Linked DNA regions of Mus musculus: regions 1, 2, 4, 5 and 6 are each linked to region 3. A link is a loop called in an ENCODE intact Hi-C map of the cell type or tissue named here. Cell type or tissue: heart. All regions are shown on one strand. Links, peaks and the distances in the headings refer to the core of each region. The heading gives the core; the rest is flanking DNA. Region 1 holds the start of Gm30895 (a long non-coding RNA gene). Region 2 has its middle 26 kb from the start of 4930413E15Rik. Region 3 has its middle 36 kb from the start of Gm42015. Region 4 holds the start of Tbx3 (T-box 3). Region 5 holds the start of Tbx3os2 (T-box 3, opposite strand 2). Region 6 has its middle 2.8 kb from the start of 4930413E15Rik.

Region 1 (5,176 bases), core at 775-4,774, 170 kb before region 3:
GTCAGAAGACAGTTACCATGTGCCAGGGTCCTCTTCTGTCCCTGGCATGGAGTAGGTCTTCAACACAGAAATGGCTTTGCATGTACCTCCTGTGGACCAGAGTGGCTGACTGACATAAGGACCCTGGAAGGCTGGGTCCCGGCACTCTGTCTGCACTCTCCTCTGCTCTGTCTATGATGCTCAGAGGTTTTGCCCCTGCAAACAGTGTGTCTCCAGGATGCCTGGCTCTAATGAAGGCTTTCCCACAGCGAGGGACAGAGAGAGAGAGAGAGAGAGAGAGAGAGAGAGAGAGAGAGAGAGAGACTCCCTCAGGCAGGAGACCCCAGCAAGTGACAGGGCATTTCTCCATATCCCTGAAAGTCTAAGCCTCTCCTTGCCCTGCAGTTCAGAAATCTCATCTTTTAAGACTCACACCCCTGCATGTATGTAAACTACTGACCCTTGATAGATTCTGGGTGCTGGAGGGGCCCTGTTTGGTTTTTTATTCTTAATCGCCATCCCCTCCACTGTATGATTTAAATTCTCAACGTTTGAACCGTTGGGGGGAGGTGTGCTTTCTGTTTCCCACAGGGAGCCAACGACACCCAAGTGCTAACAAACCTCATCCCATTTCACAGATGAGCAAAATGAGGCTGACAAAAGAGCCTCCCAAGGTCACATGGTCTGGCTAAGCATCAGAGCTCAGGTACAATTGCCAAAACAAAACAAAACAAGCTGGGCAGTGGTGTCGCCCGCCTTTAATCCCAGCACTTGGGAGGCAGAGACAGGCAGATTTCTGAGTTCGAGGCCAGCCTGATCTACAGAGTGAGTTCCAGGACAGCCAGGGCTACACAGAGAAACCGTCTCAAAAAAACAAATCAAATCAAAACAAAAAATAACCCACAAAACAAACAAACAAAAAAACCTCACTTTGTGGCCATCGACTGACTGACGGGGTCTTTCTTGACCCTTGATCTTTTCATTGAAAAACCAGGGATCAAAACAGCAGTGTGAAGCCATCAGAGAGCTAATAGAAATTTATTATTATTATTATTATTGTTATTACTACTACTACTATTGCTATTATTGTCATTGGCATTGCTATAGATACCTCTTGGCTCATACCTGTCGTTCCAAGACTTTGAATTCCCTGAAAGTACTGAGAGAAACATGGATCGAGAGGAGTTACCGGACCCTTTACTCACAGGGCCCCTTCCTAACAAGCAGGTCTGTAACCCCAGCTAACCTAACTGGGTCAAAGTTGCACCTGGCCTCTCCTTTCCTGGCTCCCCTCCCCGCTCTGGGACAGGAATTATCCAGGCGCCCAGCGCCTCGGAGGGCCATCCCCGCTGTGAGGCTTTGATAGGGAAAGTATGAAGAACAAAGGCCATTGTTTCAAAGGCGGCTGGTGCCTCTCAGGCCACGGGCCAGCTTCCCGGGGGTGAGGCCTGGCTCCAGAGACACAAAGCCTAAAGTCATTAGGACCAGCGACAAACAATGACGGCATCCTTTCTATTTACCTGCGTTGGAGCTGGCTGCCAAGCGGGGAACAATGGGGTGGGTATGCAGGCTGGCTCACCCTAGCCCTGATGCTTTACAAACCCCATCTCCTTCTCCCTGACCCGAACTTGAGTAAGAGGGCTTCGTTCCGTGGTAAACTCCCATTCCTTGCCAGTAAAATGTCCACAGGTAGGGTACCAGTCCCTCCTCTCAAGTTCAAATCCAACGCCCAGTGAAGAAGACCTCCTGCAGGCTTTCCCCAGGATAGATTCTAAAGAGACACTTGGGTCCCCTCCAGCTATCAGATAATTAAAAGAGAAAAAAAAAAAGCACCCCCAAGAAATTACAAGATTCCTCCCGGAATTTCCTGATAGGAGGAGAAGTGATCTGACTCTGGGGGCTGCCAGAGGAGGGGCGTGTCTCCTAAAAAAGATTGACAGCTTGTCAGACGCCCTTGCGTTAGGGACTAGAAGCTGGGAGCAGTGGATGGGGTACCACACCTTGAGGCTCTGTACTTTCTATTTAAACCATACCCCTCAGGTCAGGATCCAGAAGATGGACTTGGTGCGGTGGGGGGGGGGGGGGGGCACGGGACGGGACGGGACGGGACATCGCTGGATCCCACATCCTTCTCAACATGGCCCCAATCGGATCAATCACCATTTGTTGCTTTTCACTATTAATTTGATTGCTTCCTCTGCCTTATTGAGGATGGGTGGCCACACCTGGCTTTTGGGACAAAGGCTGTGACCTCTAAGTCCTGTAAGTGTGTCAATCTGCATGACTGACATCAGGGCACCTCAGTGAAGTGACGGCTCTGGGGCGGGTTCTCTGCGCCTCTGGCAACCTCAGGTTTCTACACCTGCCCAATGAAAACAAGCCTTCCTCCCAGGAGTCAAGAGCCCGAACAAAGTAAACATCTTTGGAGATGTGACTCTGCCAACTTGGATAGCAGGACCTATGAAAAAGCTAAGCTTGGATCACCTCCAGGGGGCAGCTCACTTGGACGAGGTGTGCTGCCAGCCTGGGCAAGTGTCAACACAGAGGCAACACAGAGGACAGTACAGGATTCAAGTGATGCTCTCAGCACAGTGAGTGTGAACTCAATACTCGATATCAATAACAAGGATTGTACTATTACGTACAAGATTGAAGCCAGGTGCGGATGATGCTCACCTATGAGCCTAGCACTAGAGAGTCTGACATAAAAGAGTGGCTGTGGATTTGAAGCTAGCCAGAACTAAGTGGTGAATTCTAGGCCAGCCTAGGCACACAGAGTAAGACTCCAACTCAAAACCAACAACACTAAAAGGCCAAAGTACCATCGAGTCCAGAAATGGACACAGACGTCCTTGAGGGGTATTAACAGCGAGACTTATCCTGCAGAGGGATATGCCCACTCTATGCAAGAAGAGGTATAGATCTAGGAGGGAAAATGACAGGTGAGGGGGTAAGGGTGGGAGAGGCACTGTCGAAGGTGGGTCCTGTGGCATCGAGTGAGGCTCGCTCAGATCCCCTCCAGACAGGAGAAATAATAATGGCTCTTGTTTCTCCTCAGTGCAGCTCCCTGCCTCACGCCATTCCCTCCCTTACCTATAGGGGGCGGAGTGGGAATTAAAACCCACTGGGTTGTACCAGTACCCAGAATCTGTTCTCAGTGGTACTGCTTACCAGAAAATGGAAGGTTTCTGGAGCCCAGTTAGAATAGGGGTCACGGTCACAGCAGCTCACACCTACCAGGAGTGTGGTCCTGCTGACGTGGATGATGGAGCAGGCAGATGCGGGAAATCAGCTCGGGTTGGCTAAGATTGGCCCCTCTCTGTGTCCCAGCCATGCTGATTTTGATATACCTCCTCTCCAGGTGTGTCCGCACAGCTCCCAGTGGCTCACCGGGCTCCTATTCATTCTCTAAGTTCTCCCTTGTAAGTTCCAGGAGTCTTGATTCCATTGTGTGTGACTCTCGGAATGGGGGTGGGGGTGGGGTAGCAGTCAGTGCTTGGACTGCCTTTGAGTCACATGACCATTCCTGAAAATATCGCTGAGGGTCCAGCAGTGGTATGTGCTGAGGCACCAAACCCAAAACCTTCCCTTACCAGTTAAAGACTAGAAGTGAAGAGACACGAGGTCTCTAGGAAAATCAGAATTATGTTCCTTCTTTGTCCAGAGAGAGGGGTTTCCCTCACTAACTGTTCGGCAGCTGTTAGGTTTTCAAGTTTTAAGCTTTATCTGAATAGATCTATCCAGCTTCACCCTTCACCCTCTCTGTGGGACGAGTCTTGGCCACTGTGCATTATAGCAGCTCCCTTTTCAAGGCTGTGTAGAATTCCATTCTGGGAATACAGTGCCCGTGGTGCATCTGGCTGCTGTCGGGTGGCATATAAATTCCCTCATTCAGATCATTGCCAAATGCTGGAACTTTTATACCCATCTCCATACTGACAGACGGGTATACACCCAGACTCATGTATGCCTGTCCCAAACATCTCAGAACTGAATAGCCCAGACATGCCACTTGGGTTCAAAGTCACCCTCTGTGACTAGTGGTAGCTTCCCTCCCCAGGAACCGTCAGTTTCCCATTGCAAGACTCCTCCAGTGACTGTGCTTTGCATGGAAAAGCCAATGTCACTTCATTACACAGTGTCCCTTTGGAGATCGGTGCTGGTCATATCTCCACATCAAAGTCAGAACCGCGGCCAGGCCAGGCTCGCCCAACCTCGCTGCCAGGAAATGGGGAATTTCCTTCATTTCTTCGCCCATCTCAGAGGCTATGCAACATGGCTTGTCTTAGTGGTTAAGAGCAGAGTTGTGCCTAGCCCCCCTGCCGAGGTGGCTGAGAAGGGCCTTGGCCCCTGCTCTGATCTTTATCACGCATTTGTCCAGCGCATTAGAATGACAGTATTTTTTATTTATACAACACCTTTTTTTTTTTTTTCTGGCAGGGGGTGGGCTGGACTCAAAGGAGGGGTAGGAGCCAGATGAAGCCTTTTATAGCCTTTGGTTTGTTTACCCTGTGGAGACTGAAGGTCTCTAATGGACAAAGATGGGACATTTAAAGAAGGAAAAGAAGGAATGTGCCCCAACTGGAAGTCAGCCGCCAGGCTTTGCTCTTCTGTCTTTGGTCCTTGTAGATTATATTTATCTGATCCTCAAGGCCCCAGTGGGAGCTGACACTTACCTAAGGCCTGGGTTGCTGTTATCTGCTTTTGTGATGAGCCCTCCATTGTTTCTGCACCGGTATCCTGCCCGCATCAGCCTCTGGCCTGTGACCTCTGGCCCTCTGTCCTCGCTAGTTCTAACATCAGCCCGTGGAGTCTGTTTCCACCTCTGCTCATAAAATTCACCTTTTCCTAGTATTTGGGCCTTAGGCCTCTTTCCCAGCCATGCCAGGCTCTCTTCCTGACTTGGTTGACCAAGTTCGGTCCACACCCAGATGAGCCCCAGCTGGGAAGGGTGTATTAGTGTAGGCAAAGTTGCAGTGACAGATGCCGGAATTCTCTGGAGGGAGTCCTGAGTCACAGGTACACAAACAAGCTGGTCAAGTAACTGGTTCTCAGAGACTAGGGAAAGTGAATTATATTGTTCACCTGGAAAGTTTAAGGGGTGATTATAGACATCTCTATTATATTGGTGTGTGTGTATATATATATATATATATATATATATATATATATATATATATATATATATATATACACA
Region 2 (5,176 bases), core at 369-4,368, 99 kb before region 3:
GTGACTTAAGCAAGTGGGTATCTTCTCGGTTTCCCTATCTTTAAACCACAGATAGAGTCAACACCACACACTTTTCTCCTCTTATAGCCTGCTAGACCAACAGAAGTTAGAACACACAAAAGTCCTTGGTGAGGGGCAGGAGAAATGGCTCAGTGGTTAAGAACTGAGCTTGGGCCGCTCTTCCAAGGGGACCCAGGTTCAATTTCCAGCACCCATTTGGCGGCTCATAGTTATGTTACTCTAGTTCCAGAGGATCTGACGCTCTTGCACAAACATAAATGCAAGCAAAACACCAATGCACGTGAAATCAATAGGTTTTTTTCCCCCAAGTCCTTGATGAAGGAGACATGACAAAAGCAACTCAAGGAAGAAAGGGTTTGTTCTGCCCACAGAGTTAAGGAATGGTCCCTTATGGTGTGGAAGGCGCAGCGGCAGGTGATTGAGGTAGCTGGATACATTGTATCTGCAGCCAGAAAGTACAGGGAGGTGAGTGTTGGGGCTTAGTTCTCTGTCTCCTTTGGCCTAGGACCCCAGCTCACAGGATGGCACCGCCCACACTCATGGTGTTTCTTCCCACCTCACGCAACCTGGATACTCCCCCCCTCCCCCCCCCCCCCCCCCCCCGCACAGGCACGCCCAGATATACTGTCTCTCAAGCCGTGATTCTAGACTCTGCCCAATTGAGAGCCAATACTAACCATGGCAGGATGCTTCTTGAAGATTTTATATTACTAACTGCCACCTCTTTGGGGCTGATGCCAACTTACAGCAGAAGGCTGCCTGGACCTTCCTCCTTGTGGATACTCAAAGGGACCCCAGTTCCCAGCCTCCTTTTCAGGGACATATGTGTCCTGCCTCTTGGCATGCACAGGCTCCTCCCGCCAGTTTGAAGTCCTAAGGAGAGGATGTTCTTGACTAGAGAGAAAGCAAGTGCAGCGCACAGGAACCTGAGCCCTGTGATGGTTACTTTACTGTCTACTCAACATGAACCTAGGGTCGTCCGGGAAGAGAGAACCTCAACGAGGAAATGCTTTCATCAGATTGGCCTCTGAGCATGTCTGTACGACGTTTTCTTCATTAATGATTGATACTCGAGAATCCAGCCCATGGTGGGCAGTGTCACCCCTTAACAGGTATTCCTGGGTGTTGTAAGAAAGTAGACAGAACCAGCCCTGGTGAGCTGCCCACTGAGCAGCCCTTCTCCATGGCTTTTGCATCAGCTCCTGCCTCTGGGTTCCTGCCTTGAGTTCCTATCATAACTTCCCTGGATGATGTCAGCGGCAAGCCAAGCGAACCCTCTCTCCCTCAATTTGCTTTTGACTGTGATGTTATCAGAGCAAAGGAAAGTAAACTTGGGCAGGCTCCAAACCACGATGTCAGGCAGGGCTGTCCTACCCATCCACCCTGTCCATCCCGCACTAATGCGAACATGGAGCAAACTTGTTTTGAACGAAGGCACGGGCATTTGGAAGTTCGGTTTTTGTTCTGTTTTACATTTGTTTGTTTGTTTTTTAAATCAGTTCACCAGCCTTACATGTGAACCGGTCACAGTGGCTTAGGTGGGTGGGGCATTCATTTAGTGTCCATGGGAGCCTCTTGGCACACGCTAGGAACATCATCCAACCACAGGGAGGAAGGGACGGGTGCCTCACAGACTTTGATCTTTGGTCCCTATGATCTAAGTCACAAAGGGAGTGGTGCAGGCTCTCAGAGATGGCATTTCTGCTCCTGGAGATAGATGGCCCTAAGGACAACCTGGGCCATAGGCCCAAGGCTTACCCAGAGTATGAACCAGTGATGGTGCCTTTCAGAGAGCAGCACACAGAACTGCTTTATCTCTGCCATTGGGTTCTTTGCCTCCCCTCGGTGGGGTACCTCTTTTCTTCTCAGGGGAAGCCTCCATGCTCATCATGACTTGCTGGCCAGTCCCCAGATTCTCTTCTGCAGCAAGGGGTCCTTGGGATGAGGTGGAGGTCAGGTGTGGGAGGGAGGGAAGTTTTCACTTCTGGCTCTCCGTGGGGATCCTAGCGAACTGGCAGGCCACAGCTGCACTGGACAGGGCACTGAAGTCGCTTTTTAAAAAGACATGGTTCCTTCTTGGTCTTACCACACATCAAGTCCTGGGTCCTTGCATCAGAGTGAATACCTGGACCTCTAGGGGGTGCTCCTCCCTGAATAGGGTCACCAATGAGTGGCTCTTTCCCTTTGTGGCTACACCTGCTGCCTCTCCTCTCTCTAGACCACAAGGGAGGGGGAAGGGACAATATTTGAATAAATGTTTCCTTCCTTCCTTCTCTTCCTTTTTCCTTTCTTTTCTTCCTCCATTCCTTCCTTGCTCCCTCCTCATCTATCTTTCTACACACACACACACACACACACACACATTCTGTGTGTGTATACATATATACACATATATGTCTGTGTGTATATATATATATATATATATATATATATATATACACACACACACATATGTATACACATTTATGTGTGTGTATATATGTATATGTGTGTGTACATAGATACATATATAAATATATACACATAAATATATAAAAATATATTTATATACAGTGTCCCATGTGTCCCAGGCTGATCTTAAACTTTCTTTATAGCCAAGACTGATCTTGAGCAAGTACTAACATTATTGGGTTTCAACACCATACTCAGTCATAAAACCCAATTTCTTTGCAGTGATTTACATGCACAAACAGACCACACACACACACACACCCCTGTGTGTGTACTGAATGCCTATGACCACACATTCAGAGCCAGAGGAGGACCTTCTGTGCCCTGCTCCACCACTCTTTGTATTTATTCCCTGAGATGGGGTCTTTCACTAATCTTGGAACTAGGCTGGCAGCCAGCCAGTTCCAGGAATCCTACTGCCTCTGCCTCCCACAGTGAAGGTCGCATGTGGCTTTTTATGTGGATGCTGGGGATTTGAACTTGGTCCACATGCTCGAGCAATGAGTGTTTTGCCCACTGAGCTTTATCCCCAGTCTGTCTATAGATCTTAGAGCAGTAGCTGGCATTGTAGGGTACTTGCCAGCTGACTTCAGGCATCACTTCTTCAGCTTCAACGACTGTCACTTATAACACATAGTTACTCTCATGTGCACACACACACACACACACACACACACACACACACACACACACACACACAACATTGATTTTGGAAGTGAGAAATGTAATGTAAACGTGCTATTTCCCAGGGCTGGAAATAGCTGGGACTGCACGCCTGCTGGTTTCTACTGATTTAGTCACTGTTGTCACCTGTCCAAGGTTAGGGTTTCCCAAAGCAGACCCTGAAATAATGGTATTTGGAGAGCAGGCCCTGATGGGCACCAGGACTTAAGGTGTACAAAGAAGCCCTTGAGTTTGGGCTAGACTTAGCCACTAGCTTGAACTAGCACAACTAAGCAAGAGTACAGGCTACAATACTGAGACACACCTTTAATCCCAGCAATTGGGAGGCAGAGGCAGGCAGGGCTCTGTGAGTTCAAGGCCAGCCTGGTCTACATAGCAAGTTCTGTGCTAACTAAAGCTACAGAGTCAGCCCCTGTTGTAAAACCAAACATCCTTCAACTTCCGTCTCATGCTTGGGGTCTCTGAGATATCTTACTCTAGGTGAATCCTACACCCAACCATATCAGATCTTCAAATACCCCTGTGTGCTGAGTAACAGAGAGGTCCAGCTAGCAACCAGGAAAGCCAGCTTGGAAATGGAAGTCCTCCCCTCATGAGCTGTTAGATGAAAACGTAGCCCTGCTGAGTCTCAAGCACAGCCTCCTGAGAAAGCTGACCCACTCATCTAAGCAGACTCAGAGTGCTTCTCCCCATGGGAAAGAATAAGTATTTGTGTTTTTCAGTGGCCACACTGGGGGATAATTTGCTACCCAGCAGTAAGTGGCTGATACACTCTGCTACAGAGTGGATTCCTAGAGAGGCCAACTGAGAACTCAGTCCTCTGGAAAAATTTTGGAGACCATTTAGAAAGTTCCCTGGAGTTAGAACCACTCCTAACTGGGGTACCGTTACCCCAAAGCTATCCTTTCTTCATACAGAGGCACTCCTGAAGATTACCTCCCCAGCATTCCCACCTTGCCCCTCTCTGAGGTCCAGAGAAAGACTTCAGATAGGGGGCTCCCAGCTGGCACTATGAGCCATTCTTGAACAGTGAGGAAGGCAATATAGAGATATCAGATACAGTGACAAGTGCCCTACTTTCCAGATAGATCCAGCCCCCCCCCCTTTCTTCCTTTTCCATATAGACAAGCTGTTAAATGTGTTTAACTAGAGCTAAGGGGAATGTTTAGTGAGTAGAGCATTTGCTTTGCAAGCCTAAGACTTGAATTCAATCCCCCAGAATCCATGGTAAACACACACACACACACACACACACACACACACACACACACACACACAAAACCAGTTATAGCAATGTAAACAAATCATCCCAGATCTGGAGAGGCAGAGGCAGGGGCATTGCTCTGGAGGAGCAACACTCTATGTTGTCTTTTGGCTTCTGTATGCATGCACATATGTGTACATGCACTTAAATATACACACCACACCACACACACACACACACACATGCACACAGAGTGTATAACACACATGCATGCAGACTGTATACTTGCACATATGCATGCACACACATGTGAAGGCACAGCATGTATGCATGCACAGACATGCACGCACCCACACAAAGCACACACGGATGCATATGTGCACAGACATGCACAGAATATATGACTGAAGTGGCTTCCTTTGCAGGTCTTCTTGAACAAGTTTCTTAAAAATAAACCCACAGATCAGAAAGGTAAGAAAAGGATTTTTTTCCTCCCCTTTCTTAACTAAATTTACTTTGTGCCCCCAAGAACAGCACACACACACACACACACACAAATAGCTACGTAGGGGGACGACAGCTCAGTAGCAGAAAGTTTCCCTGCAAAATAGCAGCAGTTCTGACACTGAACGCACCATGGCGTAATTAAGCAGCGGGGTCCCACAGAACGGCATTCTTTATATTGCCTCATAAAATAGCTAATATCAAACTTTATAAATTACATCGATGCCTTTGAACAAACAGCGCGTTCTTTTTAATAAATAAAACGTTGGAAATTATTTCCTGGAAGTGCATTTTGGACATTAATAACTGGCT
Region 3 (5,176 bases), core at 518-4,517:
ATGGCTTTTCCTCTCAGGTTGTCTTCATTGCCAAAGGCCCGGACCGGAGGACTTAGAGGTGGTGTGTACGGAGGTGGAAGGAGAGAGCAGCAGAGAGATCTTTTTGTAGTTGTGTGGCTGGAAAGCAATCTTCCCTGTGAGCTTGGCAGGCTGGGCCTCTCGGGGGCCCTTTATTCACTTCACTGGCAGCTCACCTCCGCTCTCTCAGGGTGCTGTAGGGGCGTGTGATGGCAAGTTTATAGACAAGGTTGACCAGATGGCTCAGTGGATACCTGAAGACTTGAGTTCAACCCTGGGACCCATGTGAAGGAAGGAGAGAACTGGCTCCCCCACATTGTCCTCCGATCACCACACGCACACCTTGGCAGCCCCTCCGCCACACTCACTCGACCATTCGATGTAATTTTTTTTAGATTAGATTAAAGTTTTGTTGTTGTTTTTTTTTAAATCAATTCATAGCAAGAGTTAGTGGCTTCTGACCCCTACATGCAAGTGACACCTCTTCCAACAGTGACTTTGTGCTTGTATTTCTCAGAGTCTCAAGTCTCTCCTCCCTAGGACACTGTCCTAAGAACAGTAGAAGATTTCTCTCCAATAGTCAAGAGAGTGCTTTATTTCATTTTATTTCTTCCTCCAAAGGCATGCTTATAGATCACCCTGAAATACGCTAATCTCCAGTAGATATGGCAGCTCACTCTAATCCCAGCACTTGGGAGGCTGAGGCAAGGGATCCCAGTGAGTCTCCCACACAGCCTTCGAGACAGGGCCAGTTCCCCATCAGCCAGGGTGAAAAATGGAACTGTGCATTGAACACACCAACAGAAGAACCCTGACTTGAAGCTTGCTCTCTCCCCAGCGTTAACGGCTTTAGCTTCGTTTGAAGCTATTTGACTGGGGGCCACCCCGACACTCAGTGTCCTTGTCTAGAAGTAGAATCCTAATGGGCCTGCTAGCAATGGCTCTGGGTTGACAGGGATTCATTTTATGAATGAAGTCTTAGATTAGACTAGATAAGAATGGTGGAAACGCTAAAACAGAGTTTTCTATCCGGTTTAAACACACACACACACACACACACACACACACACACACACACACATCTCAGCTCTCGTTCGAGATGACCCCTGAGCTCTCCTGGTTTCTGCTAATGTTCCCGATAGCCATTCACTTCCTGGTTGTTTGCCTCCTCGGCTCTGATTGGCCAGATTCCAGTTCACTTGGGAGCTGTGTTATGAAGACCTTGAAGGCTCCAGGAAAAGGAAAAATTCCCTCTTCTCATTCTTCTCTCCATGAGCTCTTCAGCCAAACCCACCCTTACCCTTTAAGACGCAGACGGGTTCAACCTCGGATGCCGTCGCATCCATTCTAGACCTATCCTTTGTCCCCAGATCCTGGCATCCAGAGCATGGTGTGGCCTCTCACACTGAGAGGTGGGGCCTGCAACCCAGGTTTTGACTCCGACCACAAGACTCTGCGTTCATTCAGTGTCTCCCCCCCCCCCCCCCACACACACACACACTTCACTCCACTACCACATTCATCTGTCAAGTGCCCTCCCCACCCGACACACAGACACGCAGACTCACGGACAGACACAGCCTTCTCTCCCGTCTCTCCCTCCACCCACGTCTTTTCCCTTGAGCTAGATCTGGGGGCGGGGTGAGAAGAAAGCCAAATGTCTTCCAACCACAGAGTAGTGACAGTGTTGTCCTTACAACACCAACCAAAGATCTAATTTTTTTTCCTTTCCTGAATGCCTAAAAGGAGTTGGAAAACCCGAGGGCACCATTGCCTTGTTTTCTGCTCAATGGAGTCTGGCCAGAATCCACCCACAGCTAAACAAAGCATCCTTTCTTGTCCCACTGAAGTTCTCAAAATCTGGCCAGCCTGACACCCACCCAGAACAGCCCCTTGACCTGACTCCTGCCTTCGTCCTCCATGCCTTTTGATGGCATTGTTCAATATTCAAAATCAGACCCAAAGTGCCTGTCCACACCCTAGTCTGAAAGACCAAGAACAGAATTTTAAAATAATAATAATAAATAAATAAAATCTGTGGCCTAACCAGTGGTTGGAGCGCCATCTGCTGGCCATTTTATAAGCAGCGCCTCCCTCACCAGCCCACATGGCTCTAAGTTCCCGTATTTCAAAGTCTTTTCGGAGTTTAACTCCGAGAGAGTATAGCTTCAGGCGTGGGAACTTGTGCTTTTAAGTACGTTAATATCCCATTATTCTATTATGGGAATACGCATTTAGGAATAAAGGCTCTTTTTAAAAAATCTTTTATTCCTTTTCTTTTAAAGCTATTTAAAGTCTCCATCAAACATCTGGGAGGGATGATCTCAGCTTACAACGGCTTTTATTACTGTCACACTTGTTCCTACTACCGTGATAATGATTGTGGCATTGTATTAATCAATAAATCATAACGAACTCGCTTTTTACACACTCTTAACACAGACCCCCAGACCAGTGTGTGCCCGGGTTTGCAGGAAAATTTATGATTCTGGGTGGGAGGGAGAAGGAGACTATAACACAACAAAGACCAAAATAAATAAATAAAGAGGGAGGATTGCTTTTAGAAAAAAAAAAGGAGGAAGCTTTTTTCTAAAAGAGACTCTCGGCTTGGGAAGGCAGATTTGGGACTGAGTTAATAAATGCCTCTCCTATCTGCTTAGTCAAAGGAGCTTACGTCCCTTTAGCTGGGATTTTTTTTTTAACCTCATTAAAAATCAAAGGGAAAGCATGGGAATTTTCCTCTGTAAATATTTTGCCTGTCCTCTGAGGAGAGAAAACAGAAAATCACCTGTCTCAGTCGGTGCCTTCTTTCGAATTCACTTTGGCCAAATACCTTAGGCAGTCAGGGTGATGGAGAAGAATTGGGGAAGGGGGGGGGGGCTTATGCCTGTCAGCAAGTGTGTCCACCAAGTGTGGGTTTGGGTAGCCATAGGGAGCACGTGGCATCTACCCCTTTCGAGTCTGCAGCTGCCACAGCACAGCACATCCTGAGGAAGGGCTGGCTGAGTCACACGAACCCTGTGGATTCTAGAAGCCCCTTTCCCTGGGCTTCTCTAGGACCCACCCATCACTCTGAGCTCTCCATTGGTCCACCATGGGGGATTTGGTCCACATTCGTCGGGTGTTCTCAGCTTCTTCATCAGATTCCTTCCTCTCTAGTTCTTGAGCTAAAACCCCGTTTATAAGAAAGTCAGGAGCCTGGGAAACATCTCGTCATTGTAGCGTCCAGCCCATCATCTTATTGAACGGGCGTTTTACTTCTCCCTTGAAGCTGGGTGTCCGCCCCGAGTTGAGGCAGATACAAAACACAGACGTAGACGGAATTTTATTTCAACGTTTAATACGTAAAATTCTCGCTAAAATAAAACAAGCCATAAAAGTAGCCTTTCCCAGAGCACACGGGTTTTTTGTTGTTGTTGTTTTGTTTTTGTTTTGTTTTGTTTTTTTATTTTTTCTGGAACTAGCCCCTTCTGATTAGGAGCAAGGTACAGAACCTCGCTACAGGTTCAGCTACTGAAAACTTGAATGAAAGTTCTCCTTGGCCTCCTCCTCCAAGGCCACTCCTGGTCTCTAGTCCACAAGGTATAAGAGGCTGAGACAGGATCCGAACATTTCGAGTGGAAACTGGTTCTTCATTGAGTTCCCCCCACTATCTTTCTCAGAAGTATGAAGAGGTTTGGGGGTTGGTGGGGGTGTTGTTTTTGTTTGTTGTTTTGTTTTGTTTCAAGCATTGTTTATTTGAAATACTAGCTGCTAAGTTCAACACAGTTTTCTGCGATGTCTGCAGACAGAATTTTTTGTTTGGACTTTCAGTAGTGCGAGGAGAGAGAACGAGAGAGAGAGAGAGAGAGAGAGAGAGAGAGAGAGAGAGAGAGAGAGAGAGAAACAAATAGCCTTGCTTTGAAGTTCCCACATAATTACTGTAAAGATCTGTGAAAGTACAGAGCCAAGAGCCAGCGCTTTGCTCCAATCTGGAGGATGCAAAGGCCAGGCGCAGCCCGGGAAGACTCTCTCAGAGCGGTGCAGAAATACGCAGCCAAGGTAGATGGGAGGTGTGTGCGCCCCCCCCCCCCCCCCGGTGTCTGCAGGAGGCAATAAGAGGAGGCAGAGCAAGGAGAAGAAACTGGAAAGAGAAATCAAGAGAAAAGGAGAAAACATGGGGGGGGGGGGTTGTGAGGGGAAAGGAGATGCTGGTGATATTTACAAAGATTGGTGCAGAAATTAAACGCTGCATATACGATACGGAAGTTGAGGGGTGGGGGGGTGGGGAGTGGCAGGTTTCCATCTCCATTTCTTTGTAAGAATACAAGTTAGGGACATCCGAGGAGAAAATGGTTGTAGCCTCTGAGGTTTGTTCTCTGAACGATCAGCCCAGCTGCAAGCAGCGGCTGAGAAAGTTCTTGATGTCACAGTGCCCCCTGCAGTAGCACCTGGAAGGGACCCCAAGGGCCACCTTGCGGCTTCCCATCGCCTTTGTGTTTCCTACCGCGAAAAGAGGAGGGGACAGGAAGATGTTTCTACTCTCAGAGTCTTTTAAGGGTCTACCACTAGCCAGGCCAGGGGACGGACGAACAGACGGGGGCAGCTTTGAAAAGTAACTTCCGATTCCTTTCACCTCCTTTGGGAGACCAGGAAAAGAGGGGGCAAGCAACCTTGCTCTGCGATTTTTTTCTCCCCCCACCCCCCCATTATCCCTTTAATCCTATTTTAGTTGAGATCTGACTTGGAAATTTCTAAAAGACTTTAGTCTCCCGTCCTCGTCCTCCAGATTGCTAGAAGAGGGTGATAGAAGGAGCGTGTGCGAGCGAGTGCGAGAAGGTGTGTGAGCGCTGCTTGTTTATGACGCTTCGCATTCTGCTTCCACGGCGAGAACGCTGACCAGTTCATTACTCGCTGTCCATAAATTGAAACCTTTGACATTTTTCTTAAATTGTTTGATGTTCCCCAGAAAGGGAAAAAAAAAAGTACTCAATCACTGAAACTCATGGGGGAGGGGGCATTACTTATGGTGGCGGGGTGGGGGGGCATTAAATTTGCAGGCAGATTCTGGCCACCCCACAGTGACTGTGAATAGATAACTTGGGCCACTGTATCAACTCCTCAAAGTTCTTAATAAAGCAAATTACAGTTGGGACAAAGTAAAGGGGTTATGGGAGGG
Region 4 (5,176 bases), core at 623-4,622, 790 kb before region 3:
CGAGGTTTAAGACAGGCTAGCGTCCGGGCCTGGTAACCCATCCGTGATTTAAGCTATAAACCACATTCCTCTACTCTGTAGGCCACTGCTGTTTAATTTCACAGAAGTGCTGGCTTTCTGTACTTTTGACTTAAAAGGAAGTGCCCGGTTATGAAAACCCGACTAAATGTCTTGTGGCTTGGAAAACGATCCCGTGCCAAACTTTGGCCTCAAGTAGCTTGGAAGGAGACCGAAAGTGGGGTTTTATTTTCGTGCCCTTCCAACTGGTATCTTGATAAACCTCAATGCTACCTACCTCTGGTTTTGTTTTTGTTTTTGTTTTTCTTAAATCGGTGGTTTTAAACACTAGTCATTGGGGTCCTTAATAGACTTATTTCGGTCAGGCAAGGGCACTAAACATTACGTAAAGTGGTAACAATATTCAAATACAAGGTGCATAGTCTCATGGGTTCCTTGGGTCTACACACATAACCTTAATTGTAAAAATTGCCTGCTACGGTTTCCCTGGGCTTGCAGACTCCGGAGATGGCAACGGGAAAGAAACCCGAAGGTCCTCCCCTCTTCCACTGATTTCTCTGTCTCACACCATCAGGCTTAGGTCCCCTTCAGCCCCAGGGACAAGGCTGAAGAGTAGAAAGGGCCTGCGGAATCCTCCCGGGTCTCCCACTGCTGTCTAAGAGGGGCTTTAAGGTCTGTCCTGGGAAATAAAATCCAACAGAAAGAACTAAACGTAAAGAATATTTCAGAATGGCTTCACAAACGGGCTTCCTGCAACAAGGTGATTTTCTCGAATGCTGCAGAAGCCGAGTGCGCGGTCTCCTTCAATGGAAAACACCCTGTATTTTGTAAGGAACCCCGGATACGAGTCCCTAGGAACCATACTGAGGGCCCGGGTAGGCTGAAACTTCCTGACCCTTAAGGCAGGGCCCTGGAGTCTCCGCATATTTGGGGGGACAGGAAGTTTTCGTTTCAAACGTCAACAGTCAGCCAGAATCTACTGTTTTAAGAGTCAGACAAAAGAGATGTGAAATTTTTCAGATGGTTTGGGGGGAGGGGTCCCCCACTGATTACTTACTTACCTTCCTGACTTCGTGATGACCATCTCTGTACCCCGCTTGTGAAACTGGTCCCAAAGTTCCTTGGCCTCCAGGTGCACCTTAGGGTCATCTTCTACGTCTTCTTCGGGTTCCATGGTCTTCAGAGGCCTCAGATGTGCCTGGGGTCCCAGGGATGAGAAAGGGATGCCGGTCTCAGCAGCCCCCACTAACTGATCCATGATGGGCTTGGCCAGAGCTCCGGGGAGCGAGAGCGCCGCGGCGCCGTTGGGAGGCAGCGTTAGCGCGGGGAAGAAAGGCGGCTGGTGGCCCAGTACCGCGCTCATGGCGAAGTCCGGCGCCCGGTGAGGTAGGAAGGGATGATAGGCCATGCTTGTCCCAGGGATAACCGGATCTCTCATGGAGAGGCTCATCCACTCCAGACAGGGAACCAGTCCGCAGCTGCTGGCTTGGCTCCGCTTTTGTTGTTGCTTTTCAAAAATAATAATTAAAAAATTCAACAGCGACGCATAGTTTTGTTTAAAATAAAAAAGAGGGCAAATTACAAATAAAGCGTTTGAAAGGGAGGGGGAAAGTGTCTTTGGGGGGAAGAGAACGCCGCTTTTAAAGAGGACAAAGCGGCAGCAGATCTGGAGACATAGCCGCTGCAGGGGCTGTCCTGGTGCGTGGAGTGTGTTGGAAAAGCCGCTCCTGGAAGTCGGTTTCAGTAGGGCAAGCAGCAAGCAGGGGCTCGACTGGCGCCCAAGCCCTGTGGCTTAGCTGGAAATAGACACTGCAGCCCTTTCCCGGGGTGGCTCCCCGGCTCCCACGCTCTTTGTTGCCAAAGCGCAAGGTTCTCGGAGACTTTTTTTTTTAACCTTTTTTTCGACTCCTTCCCCCGCCCCCTAGCTCTTCTCTGGCTTTCTCGCAGGAGGCGTCTTAGTTGAGCTAGACTCTGGCTTTCACAGGCAGCGAGATCAAGGGGGGGAGGAAAAGTCTCTCCTTTAAAAAAAAAAAAAAAAAAAAAGCGATTTAAGCCCCTTTCCAGCGGCGCTTTCAAAACTAGAACTGCGAAGCTGGCTTCGGTTCGCGATCCTCCTCTCTGGCTCCGGGCTGCGCGCAGAGTCTGGGTGGCGAGCGAATGGTGCCTGCGATCTTCTGCCTCGGGGAGCCGGCTGTCTTCCTTGTGCTAAAAAAACGTGAGCGAAATCGCTTTCCTAAAAATAATAAATTAAAAAAAAATCAGCGTCCGGGCACGCAGGGCGAGGGAGGATCAAGAAGACGGGTGCAAAAAAAAAAAAATAGGAAAGAAGGAAGAGAACGGAGTGATTGGGAGCTGGAGTAGGCAAGTAGAGGGAGGGAGAGAAAGAGAGAAAGAGAGCGAGCGAGCACCTCGCCACCCTCCTCCGCCTCTAGAATTCCCCGGGCGTCTGCTCGGCGGCTCTGGACGGTCCGGCAGCGCTGTGGGCTGCGGGAGCCCGAGGCTTGTTGATTGGCTCTTTGACGCTTTCGGACCAATTGTGTGGCTGCATAGGCGTGGTTTTCACAGGTCGAGTGCTGGGGGAATAGAGCCGAGTTATAAAAAGAAGGTGTCGGAAACTGGAACGTCGCTGCGCCGCGCGGTACTACGGCCTGTCCTGCGTTTATGTCAACATGATCAGAGGGGAGGGCGGGGAGCCACCAGGGCGCCGCGCGCTCACCAAAGTCGCCTCTAGGTGGCTGATCCAGAAGAGAGTTCGCAGCAGCCTGAGAGCTCGCCGCGGCTCCTCAGCTCAGCCTACGTCTGAAAGGCCTCAGCCATCCAAGCCGGGGGATCCGGGGAGGAGGCTGGGCCAGGGAGGAAGGGGGAGGGAGCGAGGGCGGGAGCCAGGCAGCTTGCCCGGCTTCCGAGGCGCCGGGCAGGGGCGCTCGCCTCTCGCGCGCTCCGAGCGCTACAGTTCAAGCCCGCGGCCGCTTCTCTTGTGCGGATCTGCAGCTTCTTCCCTTTCCCGGGCCCCGGGCTAGCCGAGCTGGCCGCCGAACCTCTCTTTCGGCCAATAAGCCTTAACAAAAGCTCCAGGCTCGCGTAGCTCTGAAGGGAGCCCCACATGGAACCGCCCAGCCACCTCTGAGTCAGATCCTCTAGCTCCTGCGCCCGGGTGCTTCGGATTCCCGAGCCACTAGCGCAGGGGATCCCACCAATCTTTCTGCCCGCTGCCTGCTCCCCACCCGCAGCCACGTGCAGAGACCCAAATGCCCCTTGGGATTCTGGGCCCGAACGCGCGCCGACATACTGAGACCGAGCCCCCACGCGGAAAAATAAACCACGCAAATGCATTCAAGGCCTGCGCGCCTGGCCCAGTCTACGCTCGGCTCGCTCCTTTTTTTTTTAAAAAATGTATTTACTGACCCTTTTGAGCCCAGCTCCTCTTCCATTCGGATGACGACACCAGTGTTCCACCCGGATGGGGGTGTGGGTGTAGAGAGAACGAAGCAGCTGAAACAAGTGAGCGCCTGGAACTGCGGGCCTGTCTCCTGAGAGCCTTTGCCCTCACCTCCGGGCCAGCTCGGTAGGGAGCTGCCGCTCTGGGCTTGGAGAGCTGCTCGGGGGGAGGTGCACCAGCCTCGTATCTTCCTCAGGCATCACACTTATCTCTGGGTGCCTCCGCTCCTGCTCTATCCTGGGGACTTATCGTGGCAGACGTCGGGGGCGAATTTGTAAAACAAACCGTGAAACGTCTCCCACCCCCATTTACCCCAGATGTCGGGAGACTAAGGTCTCCGCTCATCCTAGGGTGGGGAGGAAGGCCAACTGATCGATCAGACTTTGGTTGGGTGACCCTGTAGGACTCCCCTCGCAAACCTGCAGTCCTTGTTTGTGGGTAAAGGCGAACTGGGACATTCCAGTTTAAATGGAGGGCAACTTAGCAGAATTTTTAGTTTTCCTGGGACAAGACCTTTGCTTGGAAAGGGAACAGAAAGGAGGCTGGGTTTCCGGGCCTAGAGATTAAGCTTTCAATGTTTCCGTGTGGACCATTTGCGCCTAGATTTTCCCCCTGGGGGCCTCCCCCAACTCCTCGCCCAGGACCCCTTTCCCAACTGCAGGTTCAAACTAGCAGCTATTGGGTGAATAGGCAGTTCCTTCTCCCAGGTAGGGCAGAACATTTGAGGCCACGAGCTTTTCCAGTCTTACGTGTTTTGATGTACAAGGTTAAGAGCGTTTGGCGCCAGCCCTGAGCTTTCCCTGGTGCGGCCAATGGGAATAGAGTCATTCTTTGAACTTGGTGTGACCTGCCATCTCGCCCCTTTCTTTCCCCTTCTCTGACTTTTCGCGTGCTCACGGTGGAGAAGGGAGAAAGAGGGAGAGAAACGGAAACAGGAGGTGGTACCAAAGGCGGTGGCTCGCTAACACCCCTTCCCTAGGCCCTGTTCCAGATTGCTGGAGAGTACAAGAGGCCAGGCCAGGGCCCTCTCAGCACGGGCCACCGGGGTCAGCGCGGATTCTCTGCTGGCAGAAGGCTTCCCCTCCCCCTCCTTGCCTAGCCACTCTCGCCAGAGCCGCCCTAGAACCCAGATCTGCTTTACCGACATTGGCCGGTTAATCTCTGCGCTCCCGAGTGGAGTGCAGGAAAGTGGTATGCATCTGCAGCCTGTTTGACCCCTTGGTCACCTACGCGGTGCCCTGAAGGTCCACAAGCTAGCCGGAGAGACCTTGGCAACCGGTACCAAGAGTTCTGGCCTCAGGGGTCTGCTCTGCAAACGCGATACGAGCTCCATGACTTTGCATGCAAATAATCTGGCCTTGCTTTTTTGGCCGCAGCGTTGGAACCAGAGCAATTTCTGACCCCTCACATCACCCCACACACAAACACCCTTCAGTTGCCTATGTTTGACTGTAGCTCTAACTTAACCCTGGGCTCATCCCAGTTTGCCACTTCTCTAGCTTCTACCCCTCACTCCAGTGCGCCAGGGAAAGGGGGAGGAGGGCGGGGGTGTGGAGGAAAGTTTGCTGCGGGATTCAGAATCGAAAATGTCTACATGTTGCTAATGGTCTACAAACTTCCGCCAATTATGACTGACCTCCCAGACGCTGCCCCTGGAGGCTCGTGTTCTGCCAGGGAGGCCACGGCGAAGCTAGGATCAAAAGCAGGAAGGTGCGAACT
Region 5 (5,176 bases), core at 440-4,439, 810 kb before region 3:
TGGAGGGTTCTGGTCCGCACCAATCACCCTAGTGCTTAGGATGAGGACCCGAGGCTCTGAGGCGAGCTAGGCAGTATAGTGATGCAGTCTCTAAAATGAAACTTGATCTATTGTCCCCAAATCAAAATAAAACTGTAAGCAAGGGGCTGGAGAGATGGCTCAGCAGGTAAGAGCACTGACTGCTCTTCCAGAGGTACTGAATTCAAATCCCAGCAACCACATGATGGCTCACAACAACCGTAATTAGATCTGATGCCCTCTTCTGGTGTGTCTGAAGTCAGCTACCATGTACTTATTCATTATTATAATAATAAATAAATCTTTGGCCCAAAGCGAGCAGGGACTGGGCAAGCAGAGTCGTCTGGAGCGAGCAGGGTTGACCGGAGTGAACAGAGGTCCTATATTCAATTCCCAACAACCACATGAAGGCTCACAACCATCTGTATAGCTACAGTGTACTCATATACATAAATAAATAAATCTTAAAAAAAAAAACTGTAAGCAGGGCTGGGGACTTGGCTCAGTTAGCAAGGTGCTTGCCCTAGCACACATGCACAAGCTCTGGGTCTCATCCCTAGCACCACGTAAACTGGGTATGGTAGCAAATGCCCATGATCTAGCACTTGAGACATGGAAGCAGAAGGATAGAGTTCAAAATCATCACCAAATCGGAGGTCAGCCTAGACTATGGGAGACCTTGCCTTCGAACCAACTAACCAATCAACCAAATGTAACCTTCCTTATCAGTGTGAAAGCAAGTGGTGGGTACTGTCAGCCTGTAGGTCATGTCCTGTCCACCCTGTCAGTGTCTCCTTGTGCCCACAGGGAGAACAACAAGGCGTGCTAGAGAGACAAATGGTTTGAAGCAAAAGGAGAAACCGGGATGCAGAGGGTAATCTTTTATATTGAACACTCCTACAGGAAACCTTTTTTTTTTTTTTTTTTTTTTTTTTTCCGGCTGGCCCATCATGAACCAGGACTGGACAGGAGTCCCAGCCCAGTCCTGAAGTTCAGCAAAGGCATTCTGGATGAAGTGCCAATGATGACCTCAAGAGGGCGTGCCTGAGGGACTCGGACTCAAGCAGTGGCTCCTAACCAGGGCTGATGCTGTCAACGTGGTTCAGGGCAGCATCCAAAGACATCTTAGGTTGTCTCCCAAAGCGTCTGTCTAGTGGGCAGATACCAGAGCTAAATGGCACTACCCCTTCCTGAATTCATAGACAGGACATCCCTGAGCTCATAGAACCAGCCAGTTGTCACCAGTGCCCAAGTTTGAAACCTAGGCTGAGGGAGCACTGGGAGAAGGAAGGTGACAATTTGGCCTTGAAATAGCTTGCTTCTGAAGAGTCGGGTGGCGTGCAGTTGAGAAAGGAGAGGCCAGGTCACTCCTGTCCGAGGAGGCCACTGAAGATGATGCTGTTCTATGATCATAGGACTTTTTGAAACGTGCTTCCGAGCAGGACTTTGGGATCATTCCCACTATTGGATAACTGGTAAGTTTGAGGTGAAGCAGACAGTGAATTTGATGAGCTCCAGATACGAGGATTGTGAAAGAGGGAGTCAAGGATAATCATTTAGAGACATCCACAGGAACCCAGTGGTCCAAGGACAGCTTAGAGACAATGAGCAGAAAGGTACAACCTGGGCATCATTCATCCTACAAGACCGTCATCTTCATCCTCACACAAGCTCCAAAAATTCTCTGCCATCAAGTTACATGCTGGTCCTTGGAGTATTTTAATTATCTAATAAATCGATAAAAATAATTAAATGACAAAATTAATAACTAAATCAATTAATCATAATAAAAATAATTAATAGAATAATTTAATTAACAAGTATGTATACAATGTATGTGAGTGTAAGCATGTGGATATAGCTCAGAGGACAGATTCTGGGAGTTTGAGTCTCCTTGCAGCTTATGAAGTACCCCAGGCTGGCCAGACTGTGACTTTCAGTTCTGACCTCCACTCCCACGCCCCATCTCCCCGTAGGAGTGCTGTGAGCTCAGATACATTCCTCCACATCCGACTTTTAAAAACGTGTCTTCTGAGGTTCACACTCAGCTGCCAAGCTTGCTCTGCCGGCACTATACACTCACCTCATGGCATAAGAGATGTTACACAACTTGATCAAGGTACCAAAGCAATATTGTAGCAAGGTACAAAAACAGGTCCTGTTGTTTTTATTCTACATCGTATCTTTGTGCCTCAGTACCATGTTTCCCTCCTTCCCTTACTTTATTTTTGTGCAACTTGGCATAGAATCTAGGGGCAAGCTCTACCATCCACCCCCAGCCCTCTTTCTTATTTTTAAGAGACTTGTTCTCTGCATTCGAAAAATCTCCGTGAACTTCTCCGGTGCAACCAGCAGATGGCAGCAAAGGAGCGGCTTAGCGAAGCCATGGGCGCCTGACTCACGCTGGCCGCAACTGCTCATAGCTTTTTCCCAAGGGAAGAACCCAGAAGCAGCTCAGGTAGAGTGCAGTTGTCGGTTGCCCGGTCCTGTTTTAACCTGAAGAAATCGAGAAGCGCCAGGAGGGTGCCGCTCCCATTCCAGTCATCTCCAAAGTGGTCCTGTTTAAAGACAGAGCAAAGGACCTGTATCCTCATCATCTGGAGAGGCAGACACCTACCTACACTTTATGACCTGCCTTCAAGAAAATCCTGGGGGCAGGCTCGGAGTGGAAGAGAGGTTGGTGTGGCATTTGTCTTGAGAAATGGGTGGTGTCTGGTGGGCAGGCTGGAGTCTCTTGAGTCAAGCAGGCAGCTTCCGATTTCATGGATGGTATTTTTGAAACAAATCTTGGGGCTGAGCAGGATACAGCCGGGCTGAGCTTACTCGTGGGGTAGCGAAGAGGCCTTCCTCCCCAGTAATCAGAAGGAAATAAAGAAAAACGGACCATAGATGTCCCCTTTGTTTCCTGAGCGTTTCTTTAGATGGTCATGGATTTTTTTTTTTTATGATAAGTCAAAAATTACACAGTAGTGGAGAAAGGTAGAAAACACACCCAGGCTAGCCTCTACCTTCTTCCTAATTCGAGGTCCTCTGTGCAGGCTTGGCTTGGGGGGGGGGGAGCCAATTACATATCACTGAAAGTGTTCCTGCGTTTTTGTTTTTTCTCATCTTTGCTCTGACTTCTATACAGGTGTTCCCCCAGGCCCCAGAGTAGCCTTCCTCCAACATCCACACAGGTATTTCCCAAAAGCCAACCCCACCCCACCCCACCCCTCATGTATGTCTTAGTGGAGAAAGTTTGGGATCCCAGAACTTGGAAGAGTCTGACGCAAGAGCACTGAGATTTGGTGGGGAGAGGGGTCCACGTGGGATGCAGGAGAAAAGGCTGTCATCAAACAAGATACCATCAAACAGAAAACTAGAATGTCCTGAGAGGGTTGGAGGGGGCATGGAGCAGAGGAAACCTGGCTAACCTTGACAGTATGGTGAACATTGAAGCCACATCCCCCCCACTCCACCCAGTCCCAAGCCGGGACCCCAGAAATCTCCCCACAAAAGGGCCTCCCCTACAGTTTCCTATACCTTCCACCCTGGCCTCTAGTGAGAAGTAATTTTGTTTTATGAAAAGTAGTTGCTTTTTATTGCCTGGGATAGCCTAGAGAGGGTGACCCTCCCAACAGGAAATTAACAGAGAACTCATTGAGGGTGATAATGACTGCTCATAATCATTCGGCTGATAAGTTAATATAACTGATTAATCAACTAATTATACAGTGCCCGAACACACCTACTTCCTTCAGCCTTCCCATTTAAAATAAGCAGGCTAAGACCAGGCGCTACGAGTGGGAAGTGGGAAGTGGGGAGTGGGGTGTGTGTGTGCTAAAGTTAAATTTAACCTAGGCAAGCCCCAGGCTGAAGGCACCATCTTAAATCTTAAGTCCAAATGTTCCTAAACCCCATTGGTTATTGTCCCCTGAGCAGTGTGTGAGTAGGTCATTGGTTAGGATCACACATCTCCGAGAATCTGAACTTCTACTGCCCTTTCAGAAGGCTGTGCACATGTAAACTACATTTTCTGTGTAATTTTCACGGGCTCCTCAAAAAATAGCCCTATAGAATAGCCAGTGAGCTCAGAGTAGCTGACCTTGGGGAGAGCAGGCTGGGCTGGGCCGATAGAGGGGTTGCTTTTCCTGTGTGGTGGCTCCTGAGTTGTTTGGTTATGGCACTGTCTTTCCAAACCTGCTCTTCCCAAGGCTCTCTGCCAGATTGGGAGAACTGGGAGATAGCTAGAGCTACTGCCAGGGTGAAGAATGCCTCTTCTAGGCACAGAGAGATTTAAAAAAAAAAAATCCTACAAGATGCTGGTTCTGGGGACTGAGATAAATGAATGACAGCCCCACAAAGGTGACCGGAAGGAAGGAAGGTCTACCCGAGGGTCAGTTTGGTGTCCATAGTGTCCTTGACACTTGGAGACTTTGGTGAGGCCAAGAAAAATGCTGGTGTGAAAGAATACAAGTCCAGGGTTGGCTCTGGGGTCCTGGGGAGGACAAACCACCGCTCTGGGGACCAGACAACTCAGCAATCCGAAACCAGAGCCCAGGTCATTAGCAGGAAACCAAAGTGCCGGGGTATCGAATTTCTAAAAGTGCCAATACTGGGCTGCCTGGGATCCTAGCACTGGTGCAGCTGGTGGTAGGGGCATGTGAAAAACCAGATGGCACCATCAGTCGGTACCCTGTTCTAAAGAATTCTTTCCGGTCCCCCTGGTTTTGTCTCCTATTCCTGAGGCTTAGACCAAAGCTGGGAGACAAGTCTTCAGTTTGGGTCCTCTGCACCTTATGGGGGTGGGGGTGGGGGAATGTGTGTGGCCTACAATCGCCCAGGGGCTGGTCCTCTGTCTAAGATCTCTGGCTTCTCAGCAGAACCCTGGTTTTTACTCCCTTTCTGTCTCTTGCAATTAAAGTCACATCGATGCGATGCAAATAGAGGACCTGAAAGGAAAAACAAAAACAAAAACAAAAAAAAAACCCAAAACCTGCATTTGCAGAGGTTTCTAGAAAAGGAACAGAACAAACTAGCAAAGTATAAACACGATCTTCCCAGAATCCCCACCTGCAGAGCCTGTGTCTGTGTCTGTCCAGCTCTAGGCCTTTGCTCCTGGCTAAAGAGAACAACTGTAGACTCTGGGGATCCCAAGGGGCATCTGAGCCTGGGAGCC
Region 6 (5,176 bases), core at 647-4,646, 70 kb before region 3:
AGGGGGTAGTGGTGTGTTCACAAACAAGGAGGCCAGAGGTCCATGTTGAGTGTCTTCCCCATTTCCTCTCCACCTTATTCTTTGAGACAGGGTCTCTCACTGACAGTAGACTAACTCATCTCTTTGCCTGTTTACTAGTTTCATGTATGGTCTGTCTTCTCAGGGAACTGCTGTCCCTATAGAACAACTGTTGAACACCTTTGGGTGCAAGCCATCTGAAGACATGGCTAGCTGTGAGCCCTGGGGAGGGGTTCCAGGAGACTCTGCCATGACTGTGCTGGAAAAGATCTTACAATGCACAGGACAGGCTCCTGCGATGGATTCTCCAGCCCACGTGTCAGCTAAACTGTAGACGTCCTTTGAGCTGCGTACATCCCGACATCTAGAACAGGGCCTGCATTTAAGAGTCACTTCATTAAGCCGGGCATGGTGATGCACGCCTTTAATCCCAGCACTCGTGAGGCAGAGGCAGGCGGATTTCTGAGTTCAAGGCCAGCCTGGTCTACAAAGTGAGTTCCAGGACAGCCAGGGCTATACAGAGAAACCCTGTCTTGAAACCCCCCCCCCAAAAAAAAAAGAGTCACTTCATCATTATTTAGGTGATGAATCAGCCCTGGAAACAGGTGCCTGGTGAAGACTTTCTGATTCACTGAGGTCTCAAGGAATGAAAAAATTCCAACTCAAATTAGTAACAGGGGAAAAAAAGGCGCTGTCTCCACAGTGAGAAAGATCCAGACCCTTGTTTGGGAAAAGGTTGCCTTTCGTCGGAAGGAGAGATGACCCTTGGTAGCCCCTCCCGGAATTCGCACATTGTGTTCTAAGTTTAACACATCTTGTACTCTTTTCTGCTGAAATCCTTGGCTCCAGCCCATAATATCCCTGCATCCAGGAAACCATTATGACTGGCCAGGGCAGAGGTCACTGCTATTGTAACCCACTTCCTCCATGAGGGTTTTAAATTTGGAAAAAGCTCTTACTACTATTGTACATGATGTCAACGCTCCGATAACCTTGGAATTCTTTTTATTTGTCTCCTTTGACCACTGAGTCCCCAAATCAGTCTTTTAAAAAAATTTCTGTGTAGGAGGGGGCTTTCCTCAGAACACAATGTTAACAAGCATCGAGTCACAGCCAGCCCTGCTGGTATTTTCCCAAAGGGCCTTCAAAATGAAACTGCATTTACCAAAAAAAAAAAAAAAAAAAAAGAGAGAGAGAGAGAGAAAAGCCAGGATTCCAAGGGAGTAGCAAATAATTTTAGTCACATTAAGGGGTTTGCCGAGAGCCTGTGTCGTCTCTGGAATGGACTGTCCACCTAGCACATCTGGAGATGTTGTATGCCGGTGGTACAACTGAAGCACCAGAGAGATCTCTGGATTAAAGGACCACAGGGACTGTCAGGGCAAGAGATGGGGGTGTGTTAAACCCTGAAATTCTAGACAATAACGGTAGGAGAATTACTATGACCAACAGTGTGGGAAACACCAGGTATATCGCCATTTGGGGGAGAAGGCATGTTAAAGAAAAAGGAATCTGGGAGGCCTTTGACACGGTAAAATGGAAGTCAGGAAAGACTACTCTGGTCCATTCTATGAGTGTTCGGTCCTCCCCTGTTACTTGTGAGAGATGCAGACAGGAAGTAATCATAGCACACCAAAACCCATCCTCTGTAGAGAGCCTCCGCTGTATACTCTCGCCGGTGAACACGGGTGGGTGTGTGCAAACATGAGGATGTGAACCAGCTGCACTCATGTGGAGGTCAGAGGACAACCTCGGTGTCAGTCCCCAAGTCCCACCTTTTGGTTGGGTCAGGGTCTCTCATAGGCCTAGAGTTTCCCAGTGTAAGCGATCCGCTGCCTACCTGCGTCCAGCATCACATCGAGGATGAGATTGAATACAATGCATCCTATTGTGCCTGCTTTTTTATGTAGCTCCAGAACCTTGTGAGTACCAACGGAGGCATTTCCCCAGTCTCTGAGCTATATACTTAACCTCTTTGTGACTTAGTTTCCCCCTCAGTGTCAATGCTGCTTTCCTCCTAATCTTAGGGCACCCATACTGTCTTATGTGCGTGCGTTGTGTCACATGACTAATAACAGCCAATGGAAGGTAGGAGATAAGTACGTCTGAGGCTGCAGAGAAAGAGGTCTTCACTGCCTACAAGTGACGCTGGAGAGACAAATGCCACTCCAGCTGCAGGAGCCTTGGTCACCATGGAGCCTTGTGACCCAGCTTTTCCTGGGTCCTGTAGCCTTTTCTAACTTCCCTACCAGTGGTATTTTCTAGAATCCCCTCCCCTCCCTTCTACATCTTACATGCAAACTGCAGTTGCTAAGGAAGATTTGCACCCTAAAACAGCTATCCTAACCCACTGGGCTTTGCTGCCCCCCTTCTGGAATTAATTATCTAGAGATCAGCAAAGCTCAGTGGGAGACCATCCAGCCCTTAACTCCAAATTCTCCCGGTGAGTTATCTTCTGTTTTGGATTGTTGCTCTCAGGTCAGATTTGGGATGATGGAGAAGATACACACACACACACACACACTCTCTCTCTCTTTCTTTCTCACACACACATACTCTCATATACTCATACACACTCATAAACACACACACACACACACACACACTCACACACATACATACACCCACACACTCATAAACGCATACTCATACACACACTAACACACAGGCACACACCCACTCCAATGCACATACACACACACTCATACACTAACACACAGGCACACACTCACACACACTAATGCACATACTCATACACACACACGCTCATACACCAATGCTCACACTCACACATGCTCGCTCTCTCTCTCTCTCTCTCTCTCTCTCTCTCTCACACACACACACACACACACACTGGCATGCCAAGACCAGGAAGCATGTGGGAGAAATAGCCAACTATGGGGAGGGGGGGTCACAGTGTGAGTCACTTCTCTGCCATCTCATGCCACAGGGACAGTAAGGACAATTCTCATTCACTGTATAAGCACCAGAAGTAAATCCAGAAAAGGCAAGTACTCTTCCAGTTTGTCCGTCTGCCACCCTGCCAGGGGGCTGGAGTAGGTGCAGTCTGTATAAGAACCCAAAGTCCCAGCTCAACCCTGCCCCAGGGCACACAGCATGGTCTTCAGGAAACATTAAGAATTCTGGACAAATCCTTCAATCCTTCAGTGCTCAGGCCTCCAATCTTTAGCTGTTGGCTTATGAGAGTCTCTGAAGAGTGTTGTGGTGTATCATCTGCTGCCTGCATCATGTGCCCACAAGAGGCCTTGTCCTGCAAGCCAAGACTGAGGCAGGTAAAGGAAGAGTCCTGCAGTCTCGGGCCCCTGGTTGTGGACAGCTGTGCTAGAAGTCTAAGCATCTCAGGCTTCCTGTCCAGGGCTCTCTTCATCTAAAGGGACCAGAATAGACTCACGCAGGGCAGACTGAGAGTGCCAATGAGCTAAGGAGTGTGGGGGTGACCCGTGACCCGTGATGAATGTAGAGGAGAGCATACTCCTTCCTGCTCCCCACTTATCATGAGGCATAGCTGAAGCATGTCTCCCTGGTTGCATTAGGACAGAGCCCCAATTACCCACAGTGCTGGTTTACTCATTAACAATATCTTCCTCATCTTTGTTCCCCTACCAGAGCTGCACCAACCTGACATCAAATCCTAGTTGTTTCTAGAAGAACCCAACTTCACACTGGCCTTCCACCACTAAAGACAGAGATAAGAGAGCCTGCAGGCAGGTCTGGGCTTGTAGCTCAGCTGGTCTCAGCAAGCTTGATGCCCTTAATTCACCCCTAGCACCCTATAGGCCAGGTGTGGCAGTGCAGGTCTATAAGCCTAGCACTCAAGAGAGACAGAGGCAGGAGGCTTAGGAGTCTAAAGTCACCCTTGGCTATGTAGCATTTTGAGGTCACATAGGATATGAGAGTCTCCCTGTCTCGATAAACAACTAAGTAAGTACGTACACACGTAAATAGCCCTATGCAATTTATCTGGTCAATGCTGAGGTCATTGGCAATGGCATCTTGAATTGTGTTACCCACAGCATCAGCAACATATCCAATCCCAGGCAGGTGGGTGGCCTCTGACTAAAGTGCCCTGTACAGCAAAGAAGTGGTCAAGACCACGAGTCAAGCTACACAGTGGGAGAAAACATTGGTGAGTCCTAGACGTAACAATCAGTCAAAAATCCAAACAGTAAGAAGTTGTCAGACATCTCAAGAGTGAACATAAACCAATGACCCCATTAAAAATTGGGCGAAGACTGAGGACTGGTTCTGCGAAGAAGACATACCCTCACTAACATGTCCCTGACAGAGTATGGCCTATAATGGTTGAGCGATGGGGAAAATGGATAATCCAGGGATGGCTGAGTGGTTTTGGAAAACATGGACTGCACACACAATGAAATATTGGTCTCAGCAGAGAAGGAGCCTCTGATGAACACAAGGACATGAATAACGCTGAAGAATATTCTACCAACTGGGGCCGGGATGCCGGTTGCGTAGTTTAAGGATAATGAAATTGTCTGGAATTCAAGAAGCCCTGGATTCCTTCTTCAACCCTGCACAAAAGAAATGCAAAACAGTAAGTGTAAAATAGTCAAATGTCAGGAGCTGGGGGCAGGGAGCAGGAAATTATATTTAAAGGGTCTGTTTTCTGTTGCTCAGGAGGGCAAAGTTCTTGAGGTCAGCTACACAAACACGCATCAGTTAACAACAGACGCAGCACACTTACAAGTTTTGGAGGGTAGATCCCAGAGTGCTGTGTCAGTTTTTGACCACAAAAAAAAAAAAAAAACAAACAAACAAACAAAAAAAAAAAAACAAAAAAAAAAAACAAAAAAACCAGAACAGGTTGGGGGGCTCGGGAGACAGCTTAATGGTTGATGTGCTTGCCACCCGGGAGTGGAGCCCAGGACCCTCCCCCTCCCCAAATCCCATAGAAATGCAGAGCAGGTTACAACAGCCCAAACTAGTCATATCAGTGAGCTCTGGGTTTGATTGAGAGAGCCTGCCTCCAGGAATAAGCTGAAAGAGCAAATAGGGATGGTGACCCCAGGCCTCCACATGCAAGTGCAGCCACATATTTGCACATGTCCATACATGCATGCAAACATACAACAACACACATGAAAAGCAGGGGAAAGAAAGTGCAAGAGACCCAGGT

What was found. A loop is a pair of places that touch in the nucleus more often than their neighbours do. Peaks named below come from ENCODE experiments on the same cell type or tissue, not always from the same donor. Only the 100,000 strongest peaks of a DNase experiment are listed, where the experiment ranks them.
Region 1: a loop joins it to region 3, with 7 times the contacts of the local background. A loop is called at or near these places in 7 of 42 quality-filtered maps.
Region 2: it touches region 3 in a loop (2.1-fold over the local background); 3 of 42 quality-filtered maps call a loop at or near these places.
Region 4: a loop joins it to region 3, with 10 times the contacts of the local background. A loop is called at or near these places in 19 of 42 quality-filtered maps.
Region 5: it touches region 3 in a loop (7-fold over the local background); 33 of 42 quality-filtered maps call a loop at or near these places.
Region 6: a loop joins it to region 3, with 5 times the contacts of the local background. A loop is called at or near these places in 5 of 42 quality-filtered maps.

The regions. Positions count from the first base shown.
Region 1 is chr5:119,051,836-119,057,011 of GRCm38, reverse strand. It overlaps Gm30895 (a long non-coding RNA gene), which reads right to left and starts at 3,386. Exons shown (of 4, transcript XR_878728.1): 1 at 3,217-3,386. In heart, for the core only: a CTCF peak has its summit at 3,065; DNase peaks (open chromatin) are centred at 1,401 and 4,191; H3K27ac peaks cover 453 bases; H3K27me3 peaks cover 639 bases.
Region 2 is chr5:118,975,607-118,980,782 of GRCm38, reverse strand. No RefSeq gene overlaps it. Among named protein-coding and RNA genes, the nearest start is that of 4930413E15Rik, 26 kb to the right of the region's middle. In heart, for the core only: a CTCF peak has its summit at 2,122 (motif pointing right); no DNase peak of the experiment used is centred there.
Region 3 is chr5:118,876,823-118,881,998 of GRCm38, reverse strand. No RefSeq gene overlaps it. Among named protein-coding and RNA genes, the nearest start is that of Gm42015, 36 kb to the right of the region's middle. In heart, for the core only: CTCF peaks have their summits at 2,089 (motif pointing left) and 4,437 (motif pointing left); DNase peaks (open chromatin) are centred at 1,418, 1,978 and 4,488; H3K4me3 peaks cover 550 bases; H3K27ac peaks cover 1,018 bases; H3K27me3 peaks cover 2,500 bases.
Region 4 is chr5:119,668,308-119,673,483 of GRCm38, reverse strand. It overlaps Tbx3 (T-box 3), which reads right to left and starts at 2,251. Exons shown (of 8, transcript NM_011535.3): 1 at 1,080-2,251. The coding sequence starts at 1,468. Tbx3os1 (T-box 3, opposite strand 1) reads left to right here and starts at 1,976. Exons shown (of 4, transcript NR_166476.1): 1 at 1,976-2,233. In heart, for the core only: CTCF peaks have their summits at 1,305 and 2,757; DNase peaks (open chromatin) are centred at 1,403, 1,883, 2,683 and 3,613; H3K4me3 peaks cover 4,000 bases; H3K27ac peaks cover 4,000 bases; H3K27me3 peaks cover 1,948 bases.
Region 5 is chr5:119,688,526-119,693,701 of GRCm38, reverse strand. Tbx3os2 (T-box 3, opposite strand 2) reads left to right here and starts at 2,484. Exons shown (of 3, transcript NR_040416.1): 1 at 2,484-2,694. In heart, for the core only: CTCF peaks have their summits at 1,034 (motif pointing right) and 2,372 (motif pointing right); a DNase peak (open chromatin) is centred at 2,491; H3K27me3 peaks cover 3,130 bases.
Region 6 is chr5:118,946,951-118,952,126 of GRCm38, reverse strand. No RefSeq gene overlaps it. Among named protein-coding and RNA genes, the nearest start is that of 4930413E15Rik, 2.8 kb to the left of the region's middle. In heart, for the core only: no CTCF peak of the experiment used is centred there; a DNase peak (open chromatin) is centred at 886.